5 separate regions of the Mus musculus genome follow, and all the other regions are linked to region 1. Evidence: chromatin loops called from intact Hi-C (ENCODE). Cell type or tissue: left cerebral cortex. All regions are shown on one strand. Region 1 has its middle 7.4 kb from the start of Gm30483. Region 2 has its middle 4.7 kb from the start of Gm36567. Region 3 has its middle 69 kb from the start of Gm36830. Region 4 holds the start of Gm36656 (a long non-coding RNA gene). Region 5 has its middle 51 kb from the start of Gm36656.

Evidence for each region. Hi-C counts contacts between places; a loop is a spot of excess contacts. Peaks named below come from ENCODE experiments on the same cell type or tissue, not always from the same donor. Only the 100,000 strongest peaks of a DNase experiment are listed, where the experiment ranks them.
Region 2: a loop joins it to region 1, with 5 times the contacts of the local background. A loop is called at or near these places in 4 of 42 quality-filtered maps.
Region 3: it touches region 1 in a loop (2.5-fold over the local background); 3 of 42 quality-filtered maps call a loop at or near these places.
Region 4: a loop joins it to region 1, with 8 times the contacts of the local background. A loop is called at or near these places in 4 of 42 quality-filtered maps.
Region 5: a loop joins it to region 1, with 8 times the contacts of the local background. A loop is called at or near these places in 3 of 42 quality-filtered maps.

The regions. Positions count from the first base shown.
Region 1 is chr7:37,332,918-37,337,917 of GRCm38, reverse strand. It overlaps a transcript of Zfp536 not described here. Among named protein-coding and RNA genes, the nearest start is that of Gm30483, 7.4 kb to the right of the region's middle. In left cerebral cortex, no CTCF peak of the experiment used is centred here; DNase peaks (open chromatin) are centred at 583, 1,190 and 2,433; H3K4me3 peaks cover 940 bases; H3K27ac peaks cover 2,474 bases.
Region 2 is chr7:36,923,338-36,928,337 of GRCm38, reverse strand. No RefSeq gene overlaps it. Among named protein-coding and RNA genes, the nearest start is that of Gm36567, 4.7 kb to the right of the region's middle. In left cerebral cortex, no CTCF peak of the experiment used is centred here; DNase peaks (open chromatin) are centred at 1,174 and 1,933.
Region 3 is chr7:37,021,601-37,026,600 of GRCm38, reverse strand. No RefSeq gene overlaps it. Among named protein-coding and RNA genes, the nearest start is that of Gm36830, 69 kb to the left of the region's middle. In left cerebral cortex, no CTCF peak of the experiment used is centred here; DNase peaks (open chromatin) are centred at 1,938 and 2,120.
Region 4 is chr7:36,911,651-36,916,650 of GRCm38, reverse strand. It overlaps Gm36656 (a long non-coding RNA gene), which reads right to left and starts at 2,489. Exons shown (of 3, transcript XR_391270.2): 1 at 2,160-2,489; 2 at 1,756-1,924. In left cerebral cortex, a CTCF peak has its summit at 2,114; DNase peaks (open chromatin) are centred at 1,270, 2,184, 3,140 and 4,439; H3K27ac peaks cover 756 bases.
Region 5 is chr7:36,860,692-36,865,691 of GRCm38, reverse strand. No RefSeq gene overlaps it. Among named protein-coding and RNA genes, the nearest start is that of Gm36656, 51 kb to the left of the region's middle. In left cerebral cortex, no CTCF peak of the experiment used is centred here; DNase peaks (open chromatin) are centred at 810, 1,754 and 3,000; H3K27ac peaks cover 1,681 bases.

The DNA of each region.
Region 1 (5,000 bases):
AAGCTGGGAGAGAGTACCCCGTCTTAGCCTTGGCCGGCACCTGGGCACCGTCTGGCATCACCGGAGTGTGGCCTCGGCTGACTTGCCCTCCAGAATCCGGGGGTCTTTGTTTCTATGTGCAGTGTGGTCATAGCCGTGGTGGGGCCTGGGAGGGCCCCTTTCTAGAAGCTTCAGCCACCCTCCCAGTTAAATCAATGTTGGTACCCAGGAAGGAACTGCGCCAGAGGAAGAAGTGCACTCCTCTTTTCTTCCTATGGAATTTTTCCCCCTTTTTTTATTCTGAAGATAGAATCACTGTTTGTAAGCATCTGAAAGTCATTAGAAGCTCCGCAGTCTGTCAGGTGTCGACGCAAGAAACTGCTGGAATCAAACGGGTGCCTGCACCCAGGGCTGGGGATTTGTCATGTGCTGATGAGGAGTTATAATAATATATGAGCAAATCACAAGCATTCTGCAAATTAATCAAATTCTTTTCCCCCCTTCTCCCTTGTCTCGGGGAGAGTGGCTTTGCAGGCAGACGTAGGTGAAGCAGCTCCCGCTCACAGATGGTCTCTCTGGCATCAGATGGAATTTATGTAACAGTAATTCTGAGTTCCTGCCAAAGTAGCAGTGAGCACACCAGGGAAGATTGTAGAAGGCGAGTCATGTGGCTCTGCTGAGGTTGTTGTGGGAAGTTTAAGGGGGGAAATCTCGAATTTTCTTTTACTGTTTTTGCCTGAAGGGCCAGAAACGGAACGCCATTCTGCCATGGGCGAAATCCGTCACATCTCTCCTTGCCGCCTGCACTGAAACGAGCGCTTCGCAGCTGTTACAACTGCTGGCGGGTGACAGAGCCCCAGACCCGATCCTCGCCCTCCCAGCTCCTTACAAGATTGAAAGGGGAATGGGTTCACAAGGTGGGCGCAGCTACACGCTAAAAGAGGCCGGCCTCTCTCGCCTACGCGCGCGCGCGCCCCTCCCCTTCGGCTTCCCCTGGCATTGAAAAAGACCTACCAGGGCTTTTTCTTTTCAAGTGTTTTATTAAATGAAGAGTCTAACAACCCTCACTTTAATTACACACGGGCTTCGTTTATAATTCCCCTGGATTTATTCAAGTAGTTGAAAACGACGGTGCTGGTGATTAAACCGATCCTGTTAGTTTAGCAGGGTGTTGGTGTGTGATGTGTGTGTCACAGGGTGCTTGTGTGTACCTGCGTGTGGGTGCTTGTTCTGCGGCCTCCCTGTGCTAATGACGCCCTTATCCTGCCTTTACAACTGCCCCTTTGGGAAATGTCATCTTGTATGGGACAAAAGGACATAGGAGCTGACTCTCTGGATCCCCTGCGTTGAGGGACCCTTTCACGCTATAGGGAGATTTTTTTTTTCCTTATGCAGAGGGAAAAATCATAGCAAGATGGCGTGGAGGAGGCTGCATTATGCAATGGAAGTCCTAGTGCTGTGGCTTTGGGTCCCTCCCGTCCCTCCCACCCCCACCCTGCCATCCTAATGTAAAGCCCTGCCCATTTGTTTTGGTTTACGTGACTACAGAGAAATAAGTGGATTAGAGAGAAACTTTTGCATGCTTCATTGCAGCTGGATGCCGACATCTGTCATTCCTCAGCCATCTTCTGGATCATGCCAGCAAGGGAGAGCAAAGTCTGACACCTTTGATTTTTAGAAAGAGCCTTTTATTAGGGGGAAGAAAAGAGAAGAAAGGAATTGTGTTTCTTTTGTGACTCCATGAGAGAGGGGTGGGGTGGGGAGATAGCTACCTTTCTGAGGGCACCATTCATTCATTCATTCATTCATTCATTCATTCATTCATTCATTCATTCACTCACTCACTCACTCATTCATAGGCGTGCCACAGTAGCAGCCAGCAGTCTGAAAGTTTATGTTTCTGTCTTTTTTCTACACCATTTTCCATTGTTCCAGAACTAGTTGCAGGGAAGGGAGCACGCTAGGAAAATGCAGATTTCAAAATATCATGTCCATACATCTCCCGTGGATGAAGGCCCCGGGGGTGAGTAACCAGCAGGCATGGATTCCTTTAAGGAATGGGGTGTCTATAATTCTCTATCACACATTCTCTGACCTCAGGACCTAGAATGGCACTGCAGCTGGCAGAAGGTGACCCCAGTTTTTAGAGAGGTGCCATCTACAGGGTTCCCCCAACACACACCCTACAGAAATCGTGCTAGTTTTGATGAGTGCTGTGTGTAAGTTGTGGATTATCACAGGTAATCTTGGAGAACAACTTCTGGTAGACTGCCTCCTTATTCACTGTATTAGAGCTGTCCCTCCCTCTGACCACTGTGTCTTTTGAATGGGATGCAGTGCACACCCTTGGCACAAGCCTCGTTACCATATTGGTCCCCCCTCCGGCACTTAAACTCTACCGCAAACCAGAAACTAGAAGGAAGAGCTGATGTGTTCATTTTCAGAGACACAATGGAAAACAGGAAGCCAGGGAACAGGCCACGACCACCCACTTGCTTGTTTCCCTGGGTGTGTACAGGAATGAGGTCCATCTGGTGCTGAGAAGGATGTAAAACCCTCACCCCTCCCTCCCACCCACTCACTGCAAGGTAAGGCTGGGCTTGTACACAGGACCTTGTGAAGCTGAGCTAAAACCATGATGCTGGCAGCGCCTGCATGGGCACACATAGTGCATTCCAGGGGTGGCTTGGGGGCGGGGTGGGGGCGCTATCTGCTGCCTCCTGGAAGATCTTGCCAGACCTTCTGACTTCTCTAGGGGAACTGGAAAACCATATTTTAGTATGAAATCTTTTGTTTGTTTGTTTTTTTGGCTGTGTGTGTGTGTGTGTGTGTGTGTGTGGTGTCACCCATTAAGAGAGGCAGCCTTGAAGAAGAGGGGAAGAAGGAAGCTGTCCAGGATCATGGGGAGGAGCAGAGAGGAGAGGAGAGCAAGGAAGAGTTTGTGAGCTCCCTGAGGCCAGAAACTGGGAAGAGAAGGTCCAAGATCTGCCTTGTTAGGGCCTCTTTCTCACTCCCACCAGGATGTTCCCAGCTCCTTAAAGTGAAGAATAAGGATTAGGCAGAGGGGACTGCTCACCCCAGGGAAGCCTCCAGCTTCCTTCTTTATCCAGCCACTTCTATGCTTAGAGCTGCTAAGGTTCCCAAGTTCCTGGGGAAGGGAGGGACCCATAATTTTGGAAGCTTTGCCAGGTAGGACATGCTCCAGTGCCTGTTTCATGCCTTTGACAAGAAAGAGGAGATGGTGGGTTGTAAGGGGGAGATGGTGTGGTGTTGTGACAGCTTCACTGGGGGCTCCGGGCACAAGAGGGGACACCATTCTAAAGTCAATGGCAGCAGTATACATCGCAGGAAGGGATGGTAAGTTAGACAGCCAGGCAAAGGAGACAAGACAAACAAGGACCTATGAATGGCCATGGTGAAGGGGTACACACAAGTGCAGATGGGGCTTCATGCTGGCAGGTGGGTATGGCTGAGAGCTCTCCCCGTTACTCTGAAGGAGCCCTTTGGCTCTGTGGTCTAAGTTGTTCTTTAGCAAGATTTACCCAGCCCAGGGCTGGCAGTTAGTGCCTCAGGAATTCCTTCCATTTGCCCAGGGGCTTAGGTATCAGAGTTGGCTCATCACCCCGAAGGCTGAGAGGCTGGTATGACTAGCAGGTGTTACAGCTGCTGATGTTAGAGTCCCTCTCATGTTTGCCTTCTGAATAGTGCCTTTATTTTGTTTAATATCTTGAAATCAATATATTAAAAAATATAAAAACAACTAAGATAGCTGTGTTTGAGTCATAGCATATATCTCTGAGTCACTTTTTCTTTTATCCTAAGTTTGTGAACCTCAAAATTGCTTAGCACAGTGTCCACACCCCCACATGCTACAGACAGCAAAGTGTCCTGACGAGTGTCCCTCTCCTGGGGTGCACGTCACCCTGAGGCCCACGTCGCCTTCGTGTGGCCTCTCTTAGCAATTCCTTCAATATTAAATGCACTTGCCCAGAGACAAACCCAGAGTCTCATTAGAGTATTATTATATTACACAGCTGAAAATCTTCAAAAAAAAAAAAAAAAAAGAAAGAAAAAAGAAAAAAAAAAAAGAAGGAAGGAAGGAAAGTAAGATCATCGACCCTTTGAAGGTTATTTAATGATAAACGTAAATGTTTTCATAAAATCCGGGGATGATTTAAGATCCCAGATCAATAGTGGCTGTGGAGCTTGTGCCGCCGGCTGGCTGACCACCCAGGCAGGCTGGTGGCTCCACAGACCATGGCTGCCCGAGGCAAACAAATAAATGTGGTGTGACTTGGAACCACAGGGAGTGGTCTGGGCATGGGAGTTGAAGCTGCCTGGGAAGAGAGCAAAGAACGCGCGCGCGCGCGCGCGCGTGTGTGTGTGTGTGTGTGTGTGTGTGTGTGTGTGTGTGTGTGTGTGTGTGTGTGTGTGAAGGACAAGGGAGCATGGCAGGGAGCCCTTGCAGTGTCCAGGGTTGCTTGCAATGAGGGTAGGGTGGTCTGGACTCTTGTAGACTGTGCCTGGCAAAGCCCCCACTAGCCAAAGACCCTTTTCTGCAGCTTCTCCTGTTGGAGTTCTTCCCAGCCTGTGCCCAAAGTTACAGGCCACGGTCAGTTCAGCTCCGACTACACAGCCAAACTTTGGTATCCCTGGCCAAGCATGCATCCTCTCAGAGTCTCAGAGTCCCCCTCCTCCATGGGAACTTCAGAGAGGAAGTGTTTCCATATCCTAACCACACCCAGGAAAATTTTATTTGACTCTTCTTATGAGCCACATGCTAAATATTTTACGGACTTTCTCTCAGTCCACCCAAATCACAAACCGACCCGTGTCTTATCTTTTATCAGTATTATGACACCCATTTTACATCCCTGAGATCCAAGGGATGAAGTCGCTTCCCAAAGGGGCACACAGCCCCAGTCAAGCAAGGTCTGGTTATGACTTGAGAGCCTCTACTTTAACCGCTTTGATTCAGAAATCAAAACTACCAGGGCTCCATGCTGATACCTCCTGTGAAC
Region 2 (5,000 bases), 410 kb after region 1:
AAGGGTGAAAGAGTATGGGGAAACATAATAGTCTAGAGCAGTGGTTCTCAACCCTTGGGTAGTGACTCCTACAGGGGCCACATACCAGATCTCCTGCATATCAGACAGTTACACTAGGATTCATAACAGTAGTAAAGTTACAGTTACAATGTAGCAAGGGAATAATTTTAAGGTCGGGTCACCACAACAACATGAGGACCTGTATTAAAGGGTGGAAGCGTTAGGAAGGTTGAGAACCACTGCTTTAGAGAAAGGGAGCGTTCCAGGGTCTCCTTTATTCTAGAAGGATCGGGACTGGTGTCCAGGAGGCCTTCTGACTCACACAAATCCAGAGGAGAGGAAGGGAGAGAGCATCTCACGGCACACAGCAGAACTTCCTGGAATTTGGCCAAGAGAGGGGCCACCAAAGGCCTTGGGGCAAGTTCACCCACAGATGAGACTGATGGGAGAATCGCCTCTGCTGACCCTCCGAGGGCTGAGCCATCACTTATCAAGGCTGCTACTCCATCTTGTCTCCCACGATCCTCAAGACCCCAGGAGACTCAGAGCATCTCATGTTCAAGTGCTGCCTAGACTGTTACTAAAGCATCCCAAACACATTCGGTTGCTACATTTTGTACACTTTAAAAGTATCCATTCTGAATGGTTTGATGAAATTCTGCACTCTACCATGCCTTTCCTCCCCACCCCACCCCCACCCCGGGGAATGTGAGTCATTCCTTATCCACAGTATCCACAGTATATACACTACCTACACTGTGGAAGAAAAAGGAGTAGAAAAAGAAAAACTATATTCTCAGAATGTTAATCATGGTCTATTGTTATGATCAGTTTATTTTATTGTGTTATTCTTGTTAACCTCTTACTGGACCTAACTTATTCACTAAGCTTTCTCATAAATGCATAACCTTGGGAAAGCACAGTATATAATTATGCAAAGTTTGCAGTACCATTGGAACACTGTATTACCTGAAGATACGGGGGTACCTAGACTCTTAAACAAGTTGTCAATATGAAAGTCAACTAGAAAAATAGATGAAAAGTTTTGTTTTTTTTCAGCCATGGGGCATCCTGTCTTTACCAGCTCAACGTTCTGTGCCTGCTGGTGTGCGTTGGAGTGTTCCACTCCGGTCTAAACACACTGGTCTGAACACACTGCCGGCCACCTGCATGCCTGTGTCTGCTGCCACCAGAATGCGTCTTCCAGGCAGAAGCTGCAACTCTTCAGGGAAGGAAGGGATCAACCAGGATTCAAAGGACAGCTGTTAGCAGACAGCTAGCACACTTTCCTGAGCATTCCAAGGGACTCTGGCTTCAGCAGGACAAAGTACCCCACTCACGTGGCCAGATAAGCTGAAGGACAGACCCTCCCCACACCTGACACAATATCCTCCCACACCTGACACGAGACCCCCCAACAGGCTTCTCTCCTGTACAAGGTGGATCAGGGGTGAGAAAACTACAAGTCAAGTCTGTTTTTCTTCGGAGTGAGTCAATTGGTTAATCAGGGTGGGATTTTCCATCTGGGAGTTAAAAGGGCAAAGGGGGAAACAGTTAATTTTTCAAACCTTCACTTTAAAATACAACCCCCATGTTTCTGAGTTGCATTGCAAGAAGCAGTGTCAAGGCCAAAGCGAGCATATTTTAAAGTAACAGCGAGTAAATGCCAATTAAGCATTCTTAAGGCCCCCGGATGCTTTTCTTCCTTTTAGTTCAAGGATATGGTTGTAAGACAGAATCCTCATTTATCTATCATCTACCTCGTCCTCTCTATCCATTTCTTTTTTATTTAACTCACATCCCTAGTTTTAACATTTTTCTCCCTCTGTCACTAAGGACTATATCATCTATAAGAAGTGCATCATGTTCTCTTGACAAAGAATAGAAATCAGGCCAGCCCTGGAGTAGGCTAGTCTATGCTAAACTGGGTCTTACTCTAAAATGAGGAGAAGGACTGAAAGGAAGCTTTTTAAAGAGTACAAATTCCATCATCCTGGGGAGGCCATGACTGATCCCCCAGAAATCATGGGGGCTGGGAGTAGGACATGAAAGAATATCTAGAAACCCTTGAGGGAAAGGTACTGGATTAATTCGGGCTTCAGTTATAGCTGTTCCCATGTGCTGGTACCTGTGACATGTCTCTGGCATTCATTCATGCTCGTCCCATGGATGAGACCTAAAAGCCAGCAGAGGCTCTGTCATAGCGATAAGAAGGAAGACACTCCACCAGATACTTCATGAAAGAGGCCACTGGGTCCCGGCACACAGGTAATGATAACGTGAGTCTCTCATCCCAGCTACTGCTGAGGCTGAGGGAGGTATACTGCAAGGCCAGCCTGGACTACTTGGGGACACCTTAATTCAGTTTTCTTTTTAAAGTGAGGGAGAGGGCCGGGGATATGGCTGAGTGGTAGAATGAACACTGTAGAATACACAAGGCCCTGGGTTCCATCTCACGCACAATCAATCAATGAATTAATAGAAGCCAGCTTTTCAAATGATTCTGACCATTGCCACTCAGCCGTACATCAGCACAGCCGTTTCCATTCTGTGGTGAAAACAAGTCAAGGAACCCCACCTCCCAGTGATCAAAACCGAGAAGAGAAGAATAAAATAAATTCACAATTAGCCACGCCCACCACTCGGCTGTGCAGGGTTTACCCTGAGCAGAAGTACTCTTGCTTTATTTTATAAAACAATGCCTCATAAACCAAACAATAGCCCCGCAATTTCACTGCATTTAACTCAGTCATATGTTGCAAGCCATTTAAATAGAATAAATGTACTAGTGGACTGTCGCTCACGAAGTCTGGCTGTTCAGCTATTTGTTTGAGAGTAACATCTACATCGGTTTTAACATCAGGAGCAGGGTTGATTCATGTGCAAAACCTAATCTAAACATTTCCACATCTTAAAAACAACTAATTTTATGTGCACTGATGCCGGGAGTGCAAGTGTGCACCTCTATACTCTGTAGGCTGACAAACGAAGTGTTTAAAGTAAACTGATGATTTTAAGATAACAGAACTTAGGCATGGGCCGGGGGCGGGAGTGGGGCGCAGGCTGGAGAGATGGCTTAGTAGTTAAGACCTCTGACTGCTCATCAACAGATTCCAGATTCAATTCCCAGCACCCATAATCACCTATAACTCCAGTTCCAGGGGACTGAAGGTAATCGTCCAGCCTCTGTGAGCACCAAAGCACAGACTGGGTGCATAAACATACAGGCAAAACAGATGTGCACTTATTTTTAAAAGTTTAAAAAATGATTGAAAATTTTAAAAAGAACGAAAGTAGACTGTCCCTGAAGTGGCCACTCAACAGTTTAGAGCATCATTGCAGAGGACCCACATGGCAGCTCACAACCACCTGTAATTCCAAAAATAGTCTTTGCCCTCTTTTGGCCTTTGTAGAGTCCTACGTGTATACAGTGCATATAAACTCATGTAAGCGCACAAACAGATAAGGGTAAAAATATGAATCTATAATTAAAAAACAAGATGAGAAGTCCTTGGTGAAAAATATTCCACTTAAGAGACAGGTTATGGGGTAACTTTTTATAAAATCGCAGAAACACCTATGCCTCGTGTGGAACCAGATATACCAGTCCCCTCACCAATTTTACATGGTAGACCAGTTCTCCGTAGAATCTACTGTCCGTTTCATTTTCCTCAATGAGAACATAATTATATTATATTACTTTAATTAATTAATTAATTACATTAATCTTCAACAACCCTCCTCATGTGTTACCAGTAGCCCTGATGAATCTGAAAGTTGACATAATTCACTTATACAAGCCAAAAGACAGGATTTGCTCTCCACGTGTGACTTTCAGGAACAAATGGAAATCACTAAAAGGGAACTATTAATCAAGGGTTATGGAAGTTCTGAGAGCAAAGGTTACCTCTGTCTGGGTAGACAGTGGAAGACAGCAGATAATTTAGATAGAGTGATCTTCCAGTAAAAGATACCTCTAACCCATCCAAACATCCTGAAAGGCGAAGAGGAAAAAGAGCAGAAGTGCTCTGATGTCATTCCAAAGAGGCACGTGCAAGAACGAGTTGATGTCTTGAGAATTATCTAGCTGATAAAGGATAGAAAGCTGGAAACAGGAGAATAAAATCAAGTAAATTAGAGCTAGAACTCTCTTTAAACTCTAGCTCCGTGTACACTTGTGTATGGTGGGGATCAACACAGACAAGCTCAGAATCTAGGGTTTTAAGTTCATTTCTCATGTCAGCCACTTGCAGATTGTGCACACCGGGCGAAGGTACCACCTTTACACGCACAGTCCTTCCACGGCGCAGGGACTTGTTCTATGATTCCCTCATATATCAAAGTCTGTAGTTATTTACACACTGCCTTATGTAAAATGACAAGACCCTTTCACTCAACTTACTGTCATGGTTCAGATGTGAAATGTTCCCCATAGTTTCATGGTTTTGAACACTTGGACCCCAACTAATGGTGGTGCACTGGGAGGTAGTGGGATCCAAGAGGAGCTTGGATGGAAAGGGGAATACTGGTGGTGAGCCACATAAGTGCCCTGTAGCCTGCCTGTGCATCTCTTTGTCTTCTTCCTCTTCACCTCCTCCTCTTTCTCATTCTCCTCCTTATTCTTATCTACTATCTATCTATCTATCTATCTATCTATCTATCATTTACCACTTATCTATCACCTATGTATCTATGTATCTATCCTCTATTCTATCATTTATCTATCACCTATCAATCTATCTCCTAGTTCTGATCCTTTGAGATGGAATGAGTTCACACTGCTCCTGACGGAGTCAGCCTGCCATCCCCACCATGATATGGTGCACTGTAACCCCTAGTCATGAGCCCAGAGAAATCCTTCTTCCCATAAACTGCTCAGAGCAGGTATTTGGTCAATGTGTGGAGGAAGTAACTAATACCCAGAAAGACAACCACCCCCACACACTGAGTCAACTCTACGCCATTCTAACACCTAAGGCAAGGCAAGGCTATGGTGACAT
Region 3 (5,000 bases), 310 kb after region 1:
TGAGCTGAGATAAAGTGCTCCTCCTTTAACCTCTCTTAAGGATTTTGGTCGCAGCTAAACAAAAGTCACTGCTATAGACGCTCACCTTCACGTTAACCTGCGGGTCAGTGGCAGGGCAGGCTGACTGTGGATCACAGAGAGGTAGGCAGTGGATACCTGACAGATGCTGGAGCCCGTGGAGGGACATTATGGCACCTACCAGGAGATCTTCAGAATCTTGATTTTCCCCCCCACCCCCCCACCCCCCACTAAACATGGTATTAGGACTGTGAAAGACTTGGATTCCAGCCTAATCCCGGGAGATTCCTTTTCTTTTAGCCTGAACAATGGACGTCTATCCTCCTTGCTGGGCACCTTTGGATAAAAGTCAAGGGACAACCTGCTAACCAAACATATTCGAGGAAAGTCTGCTTATAACAGGGCAGGACTGGGCAGAGAGAAACCCAGAAGCATTTTCTAGGTTTAAAGAAGGGGGGGAGGCAGTGAGGTGGGAAGGGGGAGGAGCTCTGATGTGGCCAGCGCTAGGAACTGAAAGCTCTATCTTTGACAGTACTGTTAAATCAACAAACTAGCCGCGTATAAGCATTTCTTTATTCCAGACTTCTGTGTGAGCTCATGAATGCTCTTCTTATAAACATTCCTAGCATGTGCTCATGTGGTTACTGCCCCCAAACGTCTTAACCTCTCCTTCATAAAAAGGATTTGATAGCATGGTCAAGGACCATGGGAAGTTACCGGTTAATACTAAATAAGGGGTGCTCTGGTTCTGCCTGCTTGCAGTACAAAAAGTGGGCTCAGGAAAGATGATGGCATCTGAGGGAGGTAATATCATGGACTTCCTGACAGAGGTGACAATGAAGAGAAGGAGATCAGCCCACATACACGTAGCAACACAAATCTGCAAAGCCCCTCTCTGGGAAGCCTTCTCTGTTTTCAACTGGGCTCTGGCCTTCTTCTCCTTGAGTGCTACTCTGTCATATGCTACTCAAATATGTTTCTCCTGGTGGGTGGGACACTCTCGGTCTGACCCATCTTTACATTCCATGGTGATTACACAGAGGGCCATGTAGCCCCGATGGCCTGGAAGAAGACATCATTTAACTGATGTTCCCTGATGGGCAGCTAAGATTTCCCTTCAGCCTTCATTCACCCATCCATCCATCTACACTCACACGCAGGGAACCACGCCCCACGAGGCCCAGAAACAACCAATGCTGGGCAGGACCCTGAGAAAGTCCCAAGCTCATGATGCACAGGTGCATATTGGGAGGTCAGCCAGGCATCTGGCTTTTGGGAAATTTCCTCTCCCAGACTGTGTCTCTCTTTTTGTAACAGGGGTGGATGTGAGGGACTGGCTGGATTCCCAAGGCTGACCTTGTAGAGCCTTATCTAAGGCTCGCCTGCTGCAGAAGGCCCCCAGCCCCTCTTTCTTCTTTGGAATTGAGTAGCATTGCAGGTGGCTGGGAAATGTGGAGCAAGAAGCTCTCTCTCTCTCTCTCTCTCTCTCTCTCTCTCTCTCTCTCTCTCTCTCTCTCTCTCTCTCTCTCTCTCTCTCTCTCTTCAGTTTTTTTGTGCTTTCAATAGACAGGGTTGTTGGCTTTGGGAGGTTGTTTATTTCAAGGATGCAGGGAGGTGATGGGATGGGGGTGGAGCCATTCTCAGATAATAGCCATTGCTTGTGCTCAGACTCCTGAGTCCAGATACCACCCTGGTCCTTGGCTTTCCCCTGGGTCTTTCTGCACCTGGGGAGCTGAGGTAGACAGATCCCTTGCAGAGTGTGAGGCTCTAAGCCTGGCAGAAGGACATAAATAATCAGCCATCGGTCTCTAGCTTGACTATAAAAAGCGTGCATATGTTGTGTGCAGGTTTTCTTAAGGTAAGGGACAGAGCTGGGCAAAGCGACTTCTGGAACTGCCCATATGGGGAGGCGTCTTTCGCTGGTGGCTCCGCAGACAGAAATTGCCCATCTGCGCTGTTTGTAGGTGTTTTGAATGATTATATTATTAGCTTTGTCTGTTCAACTTTGCTTTTTTATGGTGGCTTTAGTATTGCAGGGGAAAAAAAGAAGAAGAAGAAAGAAAGAAAAAAAAGAAACATAAAGCAGCCATCTGGCTCTGGATTTGTGATCGTACTCTCTGTCAGGAGAGAGGCAGCCCCTGCTATCTTAGGGGGTGGAGTAGACTCTGGGCAGTACTCGATTCAATTCTGCCCTTAGCTAGGGAGCAGGTTTGGGGTAAGTAAAATTTTTCATGTCGCAGGGGAAGCTGGCTCATCTCCTGGTTTCTCCACCCCCGCTCCACCTGGATGCTTTGCCTTGGCACTCACCTGGGTAGTGGAATTGCCAATCAATAACATGTCCCTCAAAGCCACAGGATGGCTGGAAGAATAGGCTGTTCTTGTGCTTGTGGTAGTAGAGACCCGGGCCTGAGCTGTCCCTGCCGCCCATGCTTCTGGGCCTTAATTTGATCTGTGCTGTGACCTGTGTAACTTTGCAGGGCATCCTGACTGCAGGTAGCAAGACAAAGATTTATTTGATTATCTGTGCATGGGTAATTCATCTGGGAAATGCTCTCCGTGTCAGATGGTGCAGGCGTGGGGTTATTTAGGGTTGTAGAGAGTTCCAGGGCTGGGAGATTGCCAGGAAGTACCAATCCAGCAAGGTCATGAAGCCTCCTTACCACGGGGGACACCAGGTGGGTCCCAAGTCACACTTCAGGCAGAGGGTGTCATCTGCCTTTTTGTTGCTTGGGGACAAAGACAACAGAATTATGTAAGCTTTTTCCCTTTTTCTTTCCTTAAAAGAGGAGAGAGGAATTTAAAGAATCCAAGAAGCAGCTCTCCACCTTTTCTCATCTCCGGGTTGGTTACACTGAGACAGGCCACTGCAGCTGTTGGCTGCTGATAGCTTCTGAGAAAGGAAGTTTCTTTAAGGTAGCTAGACCATGCTCCAGGGATTCTCCACCCACCCAAAAGTACATGAGTAACACAAATTGGGTTTGAGGGGCTCAAGGGGAAGGGGGCACACAAAATTGGGTGAGTAGGGAAGGGGGAGGGGGAGGGGAGGAACTGGGGGAGGGGATGAATATATTCAGGACACATGGTACCAAATCCCTAAAGAACTAATAAAAAAGTCATTGCGTGTGTGTGTTATATGTGATATACACCATGCAACATATGTGATATATGTATCATGGTATGTATTGTGCCGTGTCTGTGGTAGACTCTGCCATGTTGCCTGTCTTTCACTGCACTCAACCATGGCCACAGCTGCAGTCATTTGTCAGTTCACTGGGTGGGTACAGCATCTGCCGAGTGGGCATCTTAGAGACCCAAGGTTGAGAGGAAGCTTCTATACCAAAGGGAAGAATTATAAAAACATTCACTACAGTACTGGCTTTGTTTCTGAAGGTTTTGTTAACATATGTTCACGTATGAAGTGATGGGTCTCATCAGAAATTTTCCTCTTAAGTGCTTCATGCACGTTGACTGTGTTTACCCCATTCTCATGTCCCTTCAGCTGTGTCTTACGATTCCCTTTCCTTTTCCTAAAGCATCTCCCTTCTACTTCCTACTTTCATGTCATGCACACACACACACACACACACATACACACACACACTTACATGTATGAAACACATGGCACACACTTATATATCACATACACTCATGCCACACACACACACACACACTTACATATATCACATGCCACACACACACTTACACATGCCACACACTTATATACATCACACACACTTATACACGTCACACACATACTTACACATATCACATACACTCGTGCCTTAAACACACACTTACACATATGACATACACACCATACACTTACACATATCATATACTTATATACATCACACACATGCACTTACACATATCACATACATTCATCACATACACACACACACACACACACACACACACGGGAAAACAAAATATTTCTGGCTTAGCATGACCTAACATGATGGTTAATCTCCAGTTTCATCTGTTTTCCCTCAAATGATAGAATTTTGTTCTTCTTTGTGTTGCCCATGCTTTCTACATTCTCCCCATCCATTCGTCTGGCTGTTGTGAATAGGATATCAGTGAACTGGATCTGCACTGCAGTGGCTAGGAGGAACCCTGTCAAGTACGCATCCTTCCCTGCTATTCTGTTCCCTCTCTGCTGGGAGGAACTTCAAGAAGTTCCAGACTGATGTCTCTCTTCTTGTGGGTGCACGTGAAGAGCAAAAAGCAGATGCTGAGGATCTGAGAGGCCACACTTCCAGTGTCTTCTGAGAGGCCAGGCAGAGGCAGGTTCCTGAAGGGTTATGGAGACATTGGGAGGTCCTGAATGAGAACTGGCAATGCTGGGCATTGTTAAGACTCTGGAAGAAAATGCTTCATGGTACAGGTGGCATGCTAACACCTAACAGCTGTGGCCTCAGTTGGCAATGGGCTAGTGGGCAGAAGCAGGGATTATGCAAATTTGAACCAATGTCATCTTATTCAGAGAACAAAGGAGACCCCCACACACTTTAGGACACTGCCCTCTGCTTTGCCAGAAGAAATGACCTAATTTAAGGCTCCAATGGCACCTTCATGTTGAACAAAGTCTATGGTCTTTAACAGAATAACAAAAATCCCATAGAGTGGTTGAGTGCTGTTGAGATAGGAGCCTCAAGTTCACATCATCATGAGGGCTTCCCCAATGTCAGAGAAAGTGCCAGAAAACACAAGAGAGGGGTCTACAAGAGCATGGAACTTGAAGTTCCAGCAGGAGATGCTGGAAGCTCAGCTTGGATCCATTCATCTTATAGGAGCATTAGGAGATTGACTTAGGAGGGATCCTGGTCTCCTAGGCCACTAAAGCCAAACATTACTGGAAGCCTTAGGCTGTTGCCATTCTGAGATAGATGTGCACTCTGAGGTTTCAGACTGCCTGGGTTTGAATTTTCTCACTCTTTATTAGCCGTTATGACCATTGTTAAGTACTTAATCTGCCCTTT
Region 4 (5,000 bases), 420 kb after region 1:
TGTGTGCATGCATGTTCTTGTGTATGCAGGAGTATGAATGTGAACATGCACATGCATGTGTATATGTGAGATATGTAGGTCAGAGGTCAACCTTAAGTATTCATCAAAATAACCACCTTGTCTTTTGAGACAGGGTTTCTCATTGGTACCAGGGACTCACCAATTGCACTAGACTAGCTAGTCAAAGAACCCTGGAAATTGGCCTGCCTCTGCCTTCCCAGTTTTTGGATTAGAAGTGTGCCTCCACGCCTGGTTTGCTTGCTTGCTTGCTTGCTTGCTCGCTTGCTTGTTTATGTGGGTGCTGGGGATGAAACTTGCATCCTTGAGCATATGCAGTAAGCACTTCACTCACTGTGCCCTATCCTCAGCCACTGGATTGTTCTTGTTGGATTTTTGGACCTATCTGGATATTCTGGATGCTCTCCTCTTGAGATCTGTAATCACATCTCCAAAGACCCTTTTAGCAGACAAGGTCACACTTACAGCTTCTGGGAAATGGATGGCTCCTTTTGGCTGCCACCATTCAACAAACCACTATATCTCTTCACATGTAGCCCCTTTCAAAACAATGTCTCCAAATGCTGCTGAGAATCAGAAACCAGATTCTAGGAGATGAGCCCACCTCCCTGTGGGCCTACATCAGGGCTGCTTCATTTCTTTGCATTCACTTGGCTTCAGATAGGAGTCTTCCCAAACCCTCTCATTGTGCTGCTCATAGTATAAGAGCTAGTGGTGTCCTCTGTATGTCATTTTGCCTACTTATGCCATAAAATTATATTAGATTTGAAAACATCCGCTTCCAGTTTTGGTTTGGGATTTGACAGACGCACTCATTTCTCTTGTAGCCTTTAGTGTGATATCAAGCCAGGCGCACTCTGTTACTGAGGCTGCATGGTGGTCTCTTGTTGGACCACCTGCCCCAGATGTGAAGCACTATGTTCAACCAGCTCCCAGTAGCCCAATGGTGTTCCTCCAGGGCCCACCACTTATTGGCTGAGTCTTTCAAAGGTTCCTTTGTCTCTCAGGTCTTCTGTCCCTCTCACTATAAAACGATGATGAATTAGAAGCGGGCCAGTTAATGCCTACAGACTAAACCTGTACCGTGACTTGTTTTTTATAAATAACATTTTATTAGAACATAGTCCCACACATTCAGGGTTGTGTATAGTTCCTTTCATGATACAAAAGCGGAGGAGCTGTGACTCAGACAGAATGAATCACAAGTGGTTCTTTATAGCAAACGTTAGCTACTCGTCCCTGGGTCTCTTCCAGATGTATCCTGCTGTGATTCTTTCTGTGAATCATGAGTAGGGTGCTGTGGTGAGGGTGAGGTGAAAAGAACGTGTTGTTGGTGTTGAGCTGGGTGGCACAGGCCTGTAGTCCCAGTGCTGGTGAAAACAGGAGGATCTAAGGTTCTAGGCCTGCCTGAGCTACAGAATGAGTTCAAAACCAACCTAGGAAAGTTGGTAAAACCATGACTCAAGTTCCAGGCCAGGGAAGGCTCTCTATCTCAACAGAAGGCAGATGGCTGAGGAGCAACGCTCTGTTTCTCTGGCTTCGACATGCACGTGCACACACATGGGGGCGCGCACACACACACACACACACACACACACACACAAATTAAAATTTAAAGAGCACCATGAATCTTATAGCTGTACTAGCTTGGATAGCTCTTGTCATGTGGTACCCCAAGACATCTGTGCTCTTGGGGTCCATGAAGTCTGTAAGACCAACCCCTGGAGAAGGTCTCACCTGATCTCCTTCACATTTTGTCTCCCTCCAACAGACAAATAAATCATGAGGTCAGGTGACTTGCATGTCTTCTGAAAGCCCAAGACCTGAGGCAGTCCTCTGTGTCCTCAGCCACCTAAGGACACCGTCTATGTCCAGGACAAACTGTCCCCTCAGGAGTTCAAATCACCTGCGAATGAGAGCAGAGCCCCTGAGTGACTGCCAGCCTCAATCTCTTCTGTACTCCTCTCCTATTTGTTAAACAAATCCCGATTTGCCTTTTTAGGCTGCTCTTGAATTTTATGGCAACATGTAATAAACATCTGACTGCTTTTATTTCTATTTAACTTTTATCTTGAATGTCTCTGCTGTTTCAAACCAAATATTTATAGCATCGCACAGCCGCCCGCAATTCCATTCCTCACCAGCACTGTCATTTCTCCTGCTTGACGCCACCAGCCCAGCGGAGGGTTCAAGAATGTGGGAGGCAAGTGGTCTCTTATGCCCCATGAGATTCACAGCATCTGGGGCTGAGTCACTGTCTTCCTCGGGCAGCAAACAGCTTTGCAGGCAACTCTGGTCCTTGGGTTCAGTAAGGACATCTCCAGGAGCCTATGCAGCTTCGTATATTCCACATCGTCATGGCTCAGTACTAGGCTTGGCCCCGCTCTTGGGGAGATTCCCCCAAATCCAAAGGGACACCCTGTCTTGTTTATTATGGAGTTGACTTGGGGTGTTCTATTTTCTCTGTTAACTCTGAGGCTTTAATCCCCACCCTGCCCCACCCCTACCCCTACCCCATACCTCAGGGTTCAGGAGTCCAGCTTTCTGGTCCACCAGGGCTCACTTCCAGTTGTCACACCCACCAGAAAGTGCTGCCAGCACCACTACAGATCATGTGTTTATCAGGGAGCCCTGCTCCCTGCTAGTCTCTGTCCCACTGCCTTCCTACACCATGACAAACGCCTCTGATGAGCAGCTGACAGAAAGAAAGATATTCTTCTGGCATCATTTCATGAAGGTAAGCGCCTGTTGCTCCTGGACTTTTGGTGGATGTCAAAGAAGACTCAAGTCATTGCTGAGAATCGGGAAGAGTTTCATATCCCAATCAGGAACACATCCTAGTGACCTAAAACCTGCAACGCCATCATATCACTGGGTCCCCAGTTCTTGTTGAAGGAGATGTGTTGCTGGGGGAGGGCTTAAGGTTTCAAAGGCTGTTCACCATTTCCAGTGAAGAACTCATTGCTTCCTGTTGGTGACTCAGGATGTAAGCTCTCAGCTGCTGTGCCAGGGCCATGCCTACTGCCGTGATCCCTGGCACGATGCTGATGGATTCCTATCCCTCTGTTACTGTAAGCCCCAAGTAAATCCTTCCTTCTATAAGTTACTTTGGTCACAGTGTTTTATTATCACAGTCAGAAAGTGACTAATATATATTTTTAACATGCCTACACCAGGCTATGCTGGCACATTTTAGCACTCTGGTTATGCATAGGGAATCCCACACAGAGCTTTGGTGAGAATCTTCCACTTGCTTATATCGACTTTCTGATACTCCAAACCCAGTCCAAGACAAGGTATGCATAGCAACTATACCTCTAAGACAGCTTGGGCAGCCCTAAGCTGAAAGTCAAGAAGGACCTCAAGCCGGAAGCTCTTGAATGCCACCATAATGTCACAGGTGGAAAGTCTATCCCACTAAACTTTGCTTCTTACACGAAATAATTTTTAAAATATTGTATTAACTTACCTCCAGTCTCTGTGTAGAAAGGTAGAGATCGCTGTGACAAAACCTCATGACTAAAAGCACCTTAGAGAGGAAATGGCTTATACATCCCTATCTCAATCCATCACTGAGGGAAACCAAGGCAGGAACTCAAGGCAGAAACCTGGGGGTAGAAACTGAGGCAGAGGACATGGAGAAATGCTGCTCACTGACTTCCTTTCTAGGCCCATGGTCAGCTATCTTTCTTATATTACCCCCCCCTGGCCAGGGCCCTTCTACATCAATCATCGACCAAGACAGTGCCTCATGTATTTGCCTATAGGCCACTCTGATAGAGGCTCTTTCTCAAGTGAGGTTCCCTCTGCCTAAATAACATTAGTTTGTGTCACATTGACAAAAATCTAACCAGAATAATATCATTTTAGGAATACACAAATATTCTCAGCCCCCAAGCTGTTCTGAACTATGGAATACTTTTCTGGTCCCATGCCTTTCAGATTTCAGATATGAGACAGCCAGTTCCTCTTCTCATTCTCAAGGTTTGGATGACCTCCTCTAAGCTCCTCTCTCTCTCTCTCTTTGACATCCACGGAGGTCCCCACCTCTAGCATTCCCCAGATAGTCACTATTATATGCTAAACATTAGTGTCTCCTCTGTGTTTATATATATGTGAAATCTGAATGCCAGACACAATGGCTGTAGTGGGTGGATCTTTGGGGAGGTGATGAGGTCATAGGGGTGGAGTTCTCATAGTGGCATTAGTGACTTAGAAAAGGGATCCTGGAGAGCTCCCTGTTCTGGAGGCTCTATGAGGAAAAAAAGCATCCGAGAGTCCAAAAAAACAGCTTCACTCCCTAGATTTGGACCAGACACCCTGATCTTGGTCCATGAGTCTACAGATTTGTAAGAGACTAGCCTGTATTCCTTTGTGACAGCACTCCAGACAGACCAAGACAGCCAACTTCCACCCACACCAGGGTTTTTCAAACACTAGAAGAGAGTCCACTGCTTCAGAGCTTTTCTGGTCTTTTTAGTATACCCACCTACAATTCTTGGAACCCATCAGGATGAAGGGGAAATGGGAGGTAACTCCACATCTAACTGAAAGTCTAAGGGGCTTTCTGTTTCAAACACAGCTTATCAGGAAGCTTGGGTGATGCTATCTGGAAAAGATGTCTCCCTGGTAATAAACCAAGCAGTATGTGTAGCAAAAGGAATTCTCACGCGTTGCTGGTAGGAGATAAATTGGCAGAACTGTTTGAGAAAGTAGCTGAGAGTTATCTACTGACAGTGACCAAATACATATCCTACCTGAAGCACTTCATTTTGGGGTCTGATCCCAATAGAAACAAATACTTGCATTCACCAAAAGGGAAGAATTGTGGATATTACATGACTAAGAGGGAAGACCTTGGAGCAACAGTACCTTGGGATGTTCTCATCAGGAGACACAAGACTTCTAGAATGCTGGAGCCAACTCTCTGTCTCATCTCTCTCTGTCTCTCTGTCTCTTGTCTTTTTCTTTCTCTTCATCTG
Region 5 (5,000 bases), 470 kb after region 1:
CTTAGAGACTGCAAAGACCAAGCATAAGCCACCCACCACCCACCATGGGCTGCTGGGAAGAGTTTAGGATGCACATCTTGCAGCTTGGGAAACTGAGTCTTGGGGAGGCGAGAAGCTACACTCACATAGAGATGTGACAGTTGAGATATGCACTCAAGCTTGCCCCTCTCCAGGATCAATTGAAAGACATAGGACCCTTCATCCCTGTGGGCAGCTTTCAGCACCTTCTTTTGAGATGCAAATATAGAAGCAAAAAGGAGCAATCGAAGAGACCCCCAGCAAGGTATGGTATATACAGTTCCTGGAACCTGCACGATGCTCTCCCTCCAGTCTGGAGCTATGTTGGTCTGGTGGCTGGCACAGCTCACCATGCTCAGAGGTTGTTTGCTTCATTGGTGCAGACATCCCCCAAAGCATCCCAGAGCCAGCTTCCAGTCACCCTGACCAGGACTGGCAGCACTGGCCAGATCAAATCTGCAGTTTTGGTGCCTGACAGGCACCAACTGACTCAATTACTGGTGCTGTTGGGCTAGACTTCCAGAGACACTTTCAGGCCATTTCTTTTCCAAGGTGCCTTGAGGTCAAGGCATCAGGATCCCCATCTAAAGGACCTGGCCCTGGAGACTAGGAAAACCTTCAGTCCCAGTTGGAAACTAAAGCTGTCTCTTCTCCACGAGGCACATCTTTCCTCAAGGCCCTGTGTACTTCTAGTGTCTTCTACTTTACAGTTCTGGAAGAGTCACAGTACCAAATGTACAAAGCATTTCACACTGGGGAGGGCTGGACTCGTCATTCTGGGCCAGTTCCCCAGTGTGGAACAGACTTTTATATAAACCAAGAAGGCTGAGAGTCACCCTCACTTACCCCGCCCCCTAACTGTGCAAGTATCTTCATATTTCAACATGGTGAGGCACAAAGTGTGGATTCAGTATAGATGCCTGGGATACGGGCAGGCCCTCTCCAGAGGTGGGAGGGCCTTGACAACTAGCAAAAGGAAGAGACCATTCTTGAGTGTGTCCAGGAGCCAGGGACATCAGCTCACTGGGATTCAAGGACCAACAAGATCAGTATACTCTGTGATGTCAAAATGTGGTCCAGTGCAGAGAGCACATGATCTGCAGCCGAGCCAAGCCTCCCCACTGTGAAGGGCTAAGTGGCTGGAGACTCAGGCTGACTCAGGGGTGTTCCGAGGAGGTTCCTTTGTGTAAGAATTAGGAGTGAGAAAGACATTTGGGTGGTGCTCTGTAATTAAGTACTGGAAACTTTACCGGCAGATAATCTAAAGATCCTGGGTATGTTTGTGCACTCCCTATCTTTTGCAGTGTGATGCTCTCTTCTACTTTTGGAATCTATCAGCAAAGATTTCATCACTACACATTTGACCTTGGATCTCCAGAGCCTGGTGTTATCCAACCTCACGTGTTGTATTACAGCAATACAAAATGAACTGGCATGCTCTGCCACGCCGCTGCCTGCTCCATTTCCACGGGGCCATCAACGCTACATTTTGGGGGGTTACTTGCCCTTAGTCTCTCCCTTACAAGGATGTGTCTGATAACATTTGGGGCTCACGCAGATAATCCAAGATAAACTGCTCTCAAAAATCCTTGAATTGGATTTCCCCTGCAGTGTAAAACTTGTTCTGACTGCCATGTAAGGCAGTATTCACAGGTTCTGGGTGTTGGGGAACAAATATAACTTTGGGGGCTAACACTTGCATTTATTTTTTTTCTTTAACCTACTGAAGTTTCTGCCTATGTAAGTTGTGCGTGGTGGCATTCTTCCATAGTTTTAGCATTCGGGAGGCTATGTGGGAGGGTGGTGAATGTAGAAATGGCCTGGGCTATGTAGTGCACACTGAGTCCAGTGTAGATGGTAGATGGTAGTGTAGATCTCGGAACCTAAAAGGGCTAGAATTAAACCCTATTCGTGCCTCAGTTTCCTTATAATACCAGCTTCCTAACAGGAGAATCCATGTGAAAGGGAAAAGAGTAAACCTAGCTTGGTGATGCTGCTGTGGCTGCTGCTGCTGCTGCTGCTGATGATGGTGATGATAGTGTGAATATGGCTATCATCTCTTGAGCCCCCTATATGGTTATTCCGCATTCTAAAGGCCTTTACACTAGCTCTACAAGATGGAGCAGTGGAGGCTGTTTGAGATTTGGGAGAGCCACATGTGGATCGAATGCATAACTGGCTGCCAAAACACATAGTGTGGCAAAGCACCTGTTCCCTGTGATATGTGTTCCAAGTTTGTTTGTCTTCCCTATCACCCTGTGAATGCCTTTAGATGAGTTGACCTCTGATGGTTGATGTATCAAGGTTTGGCACTGTCTGGCAGAGTACTGGCCACTTAAGGATTACTAAATTGGTGAAATGGATAGATAGGTGAGTAGATGAGTTGATGGATGGATGGATGGATGGATGGATGGATGGATGGATGGATGGATGGATAGATGGGTGGGTGGGTGGGTGGATGGATGGATGGATGGATGGATGGATGGATGGATGGATGGGTGGGTGGATGGATGGATGGATGGGTGGGTGGATGGATGGGTGGATGGGTGGATGAATGGATAGATGATGCATGGATATATTCATACATGAATACATGGACTTATGAACATATGGATGGATGCACCAATAGCTTTATGGGTGGATGAGTGCATGGACAAATAAATGGGTGGATGAATAGGCACATGGGCATGTGGATGCATGCATAGATGCATGGGTTGGTGGGTGGATGGGTAGACAGACAAGTGGACAGGCAGATGGACAGGTGGATGCCTGGATGAATGGATTCATGGACACATCAACAGACAGATCAACAGACAGATGCGTGGATAATACCCTGTTCTAGACAGCAAGGGCAGGCCGCATGCCCACTCTTCTCAGCCTGCCTCATCACACACATTCAGTCAGTGCTGGTGAAGGGCCAACACAGTAGCACGGTGACATTTCTCTTTCCTCTGGTGCACATTTCCTCACGTCTAAACATGGGCTGAAAAACATCCAAGCTTTTCATAGCGATTTAGTTTCCAGAAATTTCCAAGCCCTGTCTCTGAAGCAAGCCATAACAGCTGCCTGTGCTGGGTCTCCACACAGCGCAACACAGCTCAGAATTGCTAATCGCCTTGGGATTGCTGTTACCAAGTGAAAACACAGAGCAGCACCAACCTGTCTTCCCACTAATGCAAATTCTGTCCCCCCAAAAATGTTGCTAAACATCATGTTGGCCTGCCACAGATGTTCCTTCGCTCTCTCTGATGTGAGAGATACTGGAAAGCAGGAGCTGAACGCCTTGATGGACTTCCTGTAGCTTTGGTGATAACTGTGGTCAAGCCATTCTCCCAGCACCTGGATCTGCTATCAATCTGGCCACCCCCCTGTGGGGAGGTTCACACTGGGGCAGGAGTGTAATTCTGTACACCTTACCACTGATCACAGCCAGAGTTCAGAGTGAGACCTTTCCTTAAAAACCAAACCAATCAAACCAATAAAAAACAGTTCAGCACAAGGGTTGGTGTGGTTTGGAGGGTCACAAGGAAGAATCCTACCTACTCTTCCTGGCATTTAGCCCCTCCCCTTGACATGCGAGGGGTAGAATAGATGGACCATCTGCATGGGGGGGCCCTGTGTGCCCTAAGCCACAATAATATCACTCCATCAGGTCATTTGTGCCCTTGAGTGAGGAGAATAGATCCTCCTGGGTTTGCCATTAAAATCTCTTTATGGAGTCTACGACAGCGGGAAGGGAGGGGAATAAGGAAGGAGGGAAGAGAGAGGAAGGGGTGGGGAGACTGACCTGCGGTCTGTGGAGGGAGAGCTGGGACTCAGGGAAGCACTGAGGAACCAGGCAGCCATTCTCAACCTGAGGTTCTGCATCTCCACAGAGGTCACGTATCAGGCATTCTGCATATCAGAATTTACATTACAATTAATAACAGTAGCACAATTACAGCTATGGAGTAGCAATGGCATAATTTTATGGTTGGGGTCACCACAACATGAGGGACTGTATTAAAGGGCCGCAGCATTAGGGAGGTCGAGAAGCACTGGATGAGACGAATGTCCAGAGCACCACGCTGATTGCAGTCAGAAGCAGAGAGCACCTGGCAGAACTTGTGTCATGTTGGCAGACTTAAAGAGCCATAGGAGCAACAGAACAAGGGGGAGAAGAGTGGAGACGCACACGAACTATCCCTAGCTAGTGAACCCTGGGCCTTGGCCACGCAAGGTGAGTGTTCAGCCATGGACCTGCTACGTCTACAGCCCTTTTTGAAATTACACATTTAATTTTGAGACAGCTTCCATAAGTTGCCCAGACTGGCTTTGAACATGTGATCTTGCTGTCTCAGGTTTCCAATTAGCTAGGATAATAAAGGTGCATTAACATTCCTGGCTCGGGCCAGGGAACTTTTACAATAGAAGACCGGCACAGTGCCCCATACTGTAACAAGTGCCTGGTGCCATAGCTTACAAAGGAGAGAGTGTTACTTTGACTCTTAGCAGAGGTTGGGCAGTTGAGACACTTGCTTGTGGGCTTGTGGTGGGGAAGGAGCTCATGATTACAGCAAGGAGAGCATCACTTCACGGTGGCCAGAGTCAAAAGAGAAAGGAGAACCTGACACAGCAACACACACCTAGAATACAACAGCTTGGGATGAGGGGAACCGTGAGGTAGCCTGGCCTACAGAATCAGAAACAAAAGAAACAAGCGAAAGATTATAGCATCCTTCCTTCATCTCCTTCAAGCTCACAACTCCGAGGCCTAACTTCCTCCCGTTAGGCCCCACCACTCAAGTCTCTGTTTTTCCCAGAGCACCACACACTGAGAACCAAGACTTCAATACAACTCTTCGGTGAGGCTTAGCCCAGCCATTACAGGTGGATTTGCCTGTTTAGGTTTCTTTAGGCTGCTTTATCAAGTGAAAATTGACCACTTCATTACAGATGCTGGAAGCTGGCTGGTTAGCCGAGAAAAGAATCTTAAACGGGCA